Linked DNA regions of Homo sapiens: region 1 is linked to region 2. A link is a contact called in ENCODE Hi-C or POLR2A ChIA-PET data. All regions are on one chromosome and are shown on one strand. The core of a region is the stretch at or near the end of the contact, and the rest is flanking DNA. Distances in the headings are between cores, read along the strand shown.

Region 1 (3,226 bases), core at 158-2,657, 48 kb after region 2:
AGGGGTTCAAGACCAGCTTGGGCAATATGGTGAAACCCTGTCTCTACTAAAACTACAAAAAAATACCGGGGTGAGGTGGTGAGTGCCTGTAATCCCAGCTACTTAGGAGGCTGAGCAGGAGACTTGCTTGAACCTGGGAGATGGAGGTTGCAGTGAGCCGAGATCGCGCCACTCTACTCCACTCCAGCCTGGGTGACAGAGTGAGACTCCGTCTCAAAAAAAAAAAAAAAAAAAAAGTGCGACAACGCACATTAGCCTACAGCTGGCCAAAATCATCTAACACAAAGCCTATTTTATAATAAATTGTTGAATATTTCATGCAATTTACTGAATACTGAAACACAGGTTGTATACGTACTGTGGTTTCTACTGAATGTGCGTCGCTTTCACACCACAGTAAAGTTGAAAAATCGTTAAGTCGGGACCATTGGCCAGACTCCAGGTCTCCTGAGCCCCAGTCCAGAGCTCTTTGCTCTCTACCACAGACCCTCAAGAGGCCTCAGAGAGGCTTAAGAAGTAAGCCAGCCAGGATGGGCACCCAATCAGCTCACCTAAGTGAGACCTTTCCCCCTCGGGCCTCAGTTTCCTTATCTGTAATATGGAGTTACTGTAGGGACTGTACAGGCGGTTCTCCGCACATGCTGATATCCATCAGTTAGGGCCTCTGTGCTTGAGGGAGAGGAAGTGAGAAAGGAAGGGCCCCTTTGAAGGAGAAATGATTCCCGTATGGGGAAGCATCTCCTCCCTTCCTGCCCAGCTCTAAGTAAAAGAGAGAGGAACCTGTCTCTCCACATACCCACATTAGGGAAGAAGGGCCAAAGCACTCCTTGTAGCACTCACCCCTACCCTTCCAAGCCACCCCAGCCGGTGTAGGTACCTGTCTTCAGCAGCATCGCTCTGGACTCAGCTTCCGAGGACCTGACCAGATCTGGTCTGCGTGTATCAGCTGTATGTGTTGGGCTCTGGAAGCTAAGAAACGTCTGAAAAGCACTGGGGTCACGGCTGCCTGGCTAGCTCGGCCGCCCTCAACCTTAGGCGTGGATCGTACACTCGGTCCCCAAGTTGCCCGCCCCATCCCCAGCCATCACTTCCCGGAGCTTCAGTTCTTCCTTCAGAAATACGAAACAACGTGTCTTGGATGTCAGACCTCACACCCTCTGCAGTGCTGGGAGTCCCGAGGGCCTACGGGCCGCCTTCGGCCCCGCCCGGGCTCAGAAAAAGGCAGCCACTGGCTTAAGGTCACCAAGAAAGAGCGGAGGGGCGGGGCTGCGGCCAGGCTCCGGACTTCCAGCCGGGTCCGGGTTCCCGCCCTGGGCTCCCCAAAACCGCAGAGCCCCCTCCCACCGCACTTATCCTACCGAAGCGTTCAGACCTGCCGCCGCTTCTGACTCGAATCCGGTAACCTGATAAGTCCGAAGCGTTCCAGTGAGGGCGGGGCCTCACGAAGGCAACCCTTCGCGCAACCTATCAGAATCCCCCCTAGCAACGCTGTGCCCCGCCCATATGGGTCCGGCCTCCCAGCCTCCCTAAGCCCTTCCCCACTGGGCTCCCGCCCTGCGTGCTAGCGAGGCAGGCATTGGCAGAACGGACTCGGGGCTGTCCTTCGTGGCCCGGACCCCGCGAGGCCTGTCCTTCCACCTCTGTGGGGACCAAGAGGGCAAGGATCGTGCCAGGCTCACCGTGGGCGCTCAGTAAGCGGCCGTGCAGAGGACGGTTGAGGGCTTTGTGCAGAGGAAATGAGAGACTGCTCTGAAGCAAGGCCCGCCTAGTGAGCTGCTAGGAAAATGGAAGTCTGGGATTAATCGTCTCTACAAGGAGGGTGCGTGGGAGGCACCAAAGCAGGCGGTCACAGCTCCCGCAAAGGCAGCCGGCTCTCCTTCCCCGCCTGACGCTCAGGGACTACTCGCACAGACTGGGCTACTTCCTTCTTCATTCATTCATCAAGTATTTATTGAGAAACTGCTAAGTGCCAAATGCTTTGTTCTGGGCATTGTAGGGGCAGAAAGGTGTGATATTTTCCCTTACTCATCCCAAAGGTCACAGCGGACACTCCTACAAATAAAATATAGGTTAGCAAGAGAAAAGCATAATAGATTGATTTACTCAATGTTTTATGTGACTTGAGAGCCTTCAGGAATGAAGACACAAATACTCAGGGAAATCTTTATTTTTATGTCTCGGTTTGATGAAGAATGGACAGCCCTGGCCGGGTCTGGTGGCTCATGCCTGTAATCCCAGCACTTTGGAAGGCTGAGGCAGGGGGATCGCTTGAGGCCAGACATTTAAGGACAGTCTGGGCAACATAGTGAGACCCTGTCTCTACAAAAAATTAAAAAGCCAGGCAGGTGCCTGTGGTCCCAGCTACTCGGGAGGCTGAGGTGGGAGGATTGCTTGAGTCCAGGAGGTCGAGGTTGCAGTGAGCTGTGATTGTGTCACTGTACTCCAGCCCGGGCAACAGAAAAAAAAAAAAAGGAATAAGGAATGGACAACTGTGTATAAACGCGATTAGACAAAAGGGAATGATTTAATGTTAATAGCTGAGTGTGGAAACCCAGCAATGTCTGTTCAGATTCGGATTCTTCTTGTTCTCTCTGTGTGGCATTCCCTCCTGCTGGGAGGAGGGCAGGACCCCTTCTGGAATGAGAGTCTTATGACCTAGTATCAGGCAAGGTAGATCAGAGAATTCCTTTATGGCCAGGCCCGACACAGAAAGGTGGGGGATGTTTCCAGTAATATTTGTAGTTACTTTTTTTTCTTTTTTTTTTTCTTTTGAGACAGAGTCTCCCTCTGTCACCAGGCTGGAGTGCAGTGGCGCGATCTCTGCTCACTGCAACCTCCGCCGCCCAGGTTCAAGCGATTCTCCTGCCTCAGCCTCCCAAGTAGTTGGGACTACAGGCGCACGCCACCATGCCCAGCTAATTTTTGTATTTTTAGTAGAGATGGGGTTTCACCATGTTGGCCAGGATGGTCTTGATCTCTTGACCTCGTGATCCGCCCACCTCAGCCTCCCAAAGTGCTGGGATTACAGGCATGAGCCACTGTGCCCAGCCAATATTTGTAGTTGCTATAACTCACCTTAGGGAGGAGGATTTTTAGTTTCTATGGCCTGCCTTGCAGGAGAAAAACAGGAGAAAGAAGGGGGGCAGGAGAAGGTCAGAGAGATACTTTGCTTCTGAGGCTCTTCCAGTGTCCTTTGGTTCAAAGTACTCAGCATGCCCAAGTGCCA
Region 2 (3,408 bases), core at 503-3,002:
GTGTGTATATATATATATATATATATATATATATATATATATATATTTTTTTTTTTTTTTTTTTTTTTTTTTTTGAGACAGTGTCTTGCTTTGTCACCCAGGCTGGAGTGCAATCATGCAATCTTGGCTCACTGCAACCTCCACCTCCCGGGTTCAAGTGATTCTCCTCCCTCAGCCTCCCAAGTAGCTGGGATTACAAGTGTCCACCACCAAGCCCAGCTAATTTTTGTATTTTTAGTAGAGACGGGGTTTCACCATGTTGGTCAGGCTGGTCTCGAACTCCTGACCTCAGGAGATCCACCTGCCTCAGCCTCCCAAAGTGCTGGGATCACAGGCGTGAGCCAGCACGCCTGGCCGGTCCTTGCGATCTTTAACCCATGGCTTCCATGGCCTCTTTGTACAGCCAGCAGAGAAGGAAATAAAGATCTCCCCTGGGAAATTTTTATGGGCCAGGCCTGGAAACTGTCTACATTACATCTGGTCACATGCCATAGGCAAAACTCAGTGTGGTAGGCTGATAATGGATCCCCAGATATATCCCCATCCCAATCCTCAGAATCTGTGACTGTTACGTTATTTGTAAAAAGGGTGTTTGTAGACGTAATTAATTTAAGGATCTTGAGATGACAAGATTACCCTAGATTATTTAGGTGGCCTCTAAATGCCATCACAAGTGTTCTTATAAGAGAGATGCAGAGGGGAGACAAGACAAAAGTGTTTTCTTCGGTACCACACTTCCTCACATTGGTCTTTAATGGATATATCTTACCAACTTGGTAGAATCCTCACTTAGAAGTTTTTTCTGAATATCTGTTATGATTAGGTGCTATGCTAGGCCTGGAATAAGCACAGGCAAATGAGATACAATCTCTGCCCTTAAGACACGTGCCATTCAGGACAAGGGTCATATTTCTTTTCTTTCTTTCTTTTTTTTTTTTTTTTTTGAGACAAGGTCTTACTCTGTCACCCAGGCTGGAGGCTCCAGTGCAGTGGCACAGATAAGGCTCACTGCAGCCTCAAATTTCCAGGCTCAAGCAATCCTCCTGCCTCAGCTTCCTGAGTAGCTAGGACCACAGGCATGCACCACCATGCCTGGCTAATTTTTAAAAAATTTTTTGTAGAGATAGGGTCTTGCCATGTTGCCCAGGCTGGTCTTGAACTCCTGGGGTCAAGCAATCCTCCCATCTTGGCCTCCTAAAATGTTGGGATTACAGGTGTGAGCCACTTCACCCAGCCCATGTTTCTTTTTTATCTTGTGTCTCAAGAGCATTGTTGGAAACACATGTAAGGTGGTGATTAAATACTCTGTTAATTGTTTAGTTGATATCTGCTATATATCTGACTTAATTAAAAGAGTTCCTATTTTGCCAAATTTGTCTTTCCAGCTGCCCGAGGATTTCCACTTAGAACCTTAAATGACTGGTTCAGCTCTATGGGAATTTATGTAATTACTGGGGAAGGGAATATGTGCACTCCACAGATGCCTTGTTCAGGTAAGGTATGGCAGAGAGGTTCTTCCTGGAAGGTGGAAAATTATGCCAGAGGCTCAAAGATCTATCCCTTGCAGGCTTGCTCCCTGCAGGAGCAGCAGCAGAGCTTTAGGGGCTTGGAAAATGGTCACATCTGTGACTTTGTTTCCAGACTGAAACCCAGTGGCAAAGTCAGCAAGTGACTGGGCTTTGGTTTCAGGCTTACTTTTAATGATATATACAAACCTGGAACATACTTGGCAATCCTGTTAGTGGGAAGGGTCACTTCCTGTTTATAGCCTGAGCAGAAAATATATGCTCTTGCCCACTTCCTTGTTTCCATTTCACATAGCATAGTCATCATACCTGTGCCACACCCTTCAACCTTACTGAGGACTCGAGCCCTGGGTCCTTTAACAGTTTGTGTTGTTAAAGTCCACTGCTACTGAATGGGGTTTCTGGAAAGTAATTCTCAAACATGGTCCACTGCCTACTGGTGGGCCACCAAGGGTCTCCTAATGCTGCCAACACACACAAAAATATGGGACTTTTCTTGAGTTCTCCTTGGAACTTGATATGCATGTCCATGGGCCTTTAGTTTTGTATGTAACTTAAAGGCTACTTATTTGTAACCTTAATAGGTACCTTGGTTTTTAAAGGTTATTACAGTCTAATATTCAGAATCTAAAGTAATTGTTGCTAGGGTTTAACATTTTTTCAGTTGGTGAAATTCACATAACATATAATTAACATTTTAATGTGTACAATTCAGTGGTATTTAGTGTAAAATTTAGCAGTATTTGACGTATTCACAATATTATACATCCACCAGCTGTCTCTAGTTTCAAAAAGTGGTGTTTTTTTTTTTTGGAGACAGAGTCTCACTTTGTCACCCAGGCTGTAGTGCAGTGGCACTATCATGGCCCCCTGCAGCCTCGACCCCCTGGGCTCAAGCGATCCTCTTACCTCAGTACCCCCCAACCAGAGTAGGCTAGGACCACAGGCGCAATCCACCATGCCCGGCTAATTTTTATGTGTTTTTGTAGAGACAGAAATCTCCCTATGTTGTCCAGGCTGGTTCTGAACTCCTGGCCTCCAGCCATCTGCCCGCCTTGCCCTCCCGAGGTGCTGGGATTATAGGCATGAGCCATCTCTGGCAGCCTTTTTTGTTTTTGTTTTTGTTTTTTTGAGAGGGAGTCTTGCTCTGTCGCCCAGGCTGGAGTGCAGTGGCGCGATGCAAGCTCCACCTCCCGGGTTCACGCCATTCTCCTGCCTCAGCCTCCTGAGTAGCTGGGACTACCGGCGCCCGCCACCACGCCCGGCTAATTTTTTTTTTGTATTTTTAGTAGAGACGGGATTTCACTGTGTTAGCCAGGATGGTCTCGATCTCCTGACCTTGTGATCCGCCCGCCTCAGCCTCCCAAAGTGCTGGGATTACAGGCTTGAGCCACCACACCCAGCCCCTGCCAGCCTTTTTTTTTAAAAAAATTTTGTAGATACAGGGTCTCACTGTGTTGCTTAGGCTGGTCTCACACTCCTGGGCTCAAGCAAGTCTATTGCCTTGGCTTCCCAAAGTGCTGGGATTACAGGTGTAAGCCACAGCATCTGGTCTGGTTTCAAAACTTTTTATCACCTAATAGCCACTAAGAAGTTATTCCCCATTGTCCCCTCTCTGATCCCCTGGTATCCTCTAATCTGCTTTCTGTCTTTATTGATTCACCTATTGTGAATATATCACATAAAAGAAATCATACAATATGTGACCTTTTGTGTTTGGCTTATCTCACTCAAGATAACGTTTTTGAGGTTCCTCCAAGTTGTAGCATGTAGCAATACTTCATTTCTTTTCCTGGCTGAATAATACTCCATTGTACATATATACCACAATTTGTGTATTCATTCCTCCATTGATGGACATTTGTCTTGTTTCCACCTTTTG

The links. A loop is a pair of places that touch in the nucleus more often than their neighbours do. ChIA-PET counts read pairs that join two places held with the same protein, here RNA polymerase II (POLR2A). Pooled maps may share reads with other maps.
Region 1: a loop to region 2 is called in a map of naive thymus-derived CD4-positive, alpha-beta T cell, with 2.8 times the contacts of the local background. The contact joins the promoter of NAGA here to the enhancer-like site in region 2. A Hi-C loop is called at or near these places in 3 of 168 maps with a recorded cell type or tissue (B cell, GM12878 and naive thymus-derived CD4-positive, alpha-beta T cell), 23 of 37 single-sample maps with no recorded cell type and 15 of 50 pooled maps. POLR2A ChIA-PET finds 5 or more read pairs at or near these places in 15 of 52 experiments (CD4-positive, alpha-beta memory T cell, Caco-2, GM12878 and 10 more).

Annotation. Positions count from the first base shown.
Region 1 is chr22:42,069,405-42,072,630 of GRCh38, forward strand. NAGA (alpha-N-acetylgalactosaminidase) reads right to left here and starts at 1,408. Exons shown (of 9, transcript NM_000262.3): 1 at 878-1,408. The coding sequence starts at 893. RefSeq lists a silencer at 1,189-1,488 and an enhancer at 1,669-1,718.
Region 2 is chr22:42,020,864-42,024,271 of GRCh38, forward strand. It overlaps WBP2NL (WBP2 N-terminal like), which reads left to right. Exons shown (of 6, transcript NM_152613.3): 5 at 1,386-1,493. Among named protein-coding and RNA genes, the nearest start is that of WBP2NL, 24 kb to the left of the region's middle. Within about 2 kb of position 1,753, at least 3 of the 41 ENCODE cell types and tissues checked have a DNase peak (open chromatin) inside an H3K27ac peak, as active enhancers do; they include GM12878 and PC-9, where a contact is called at or near this core.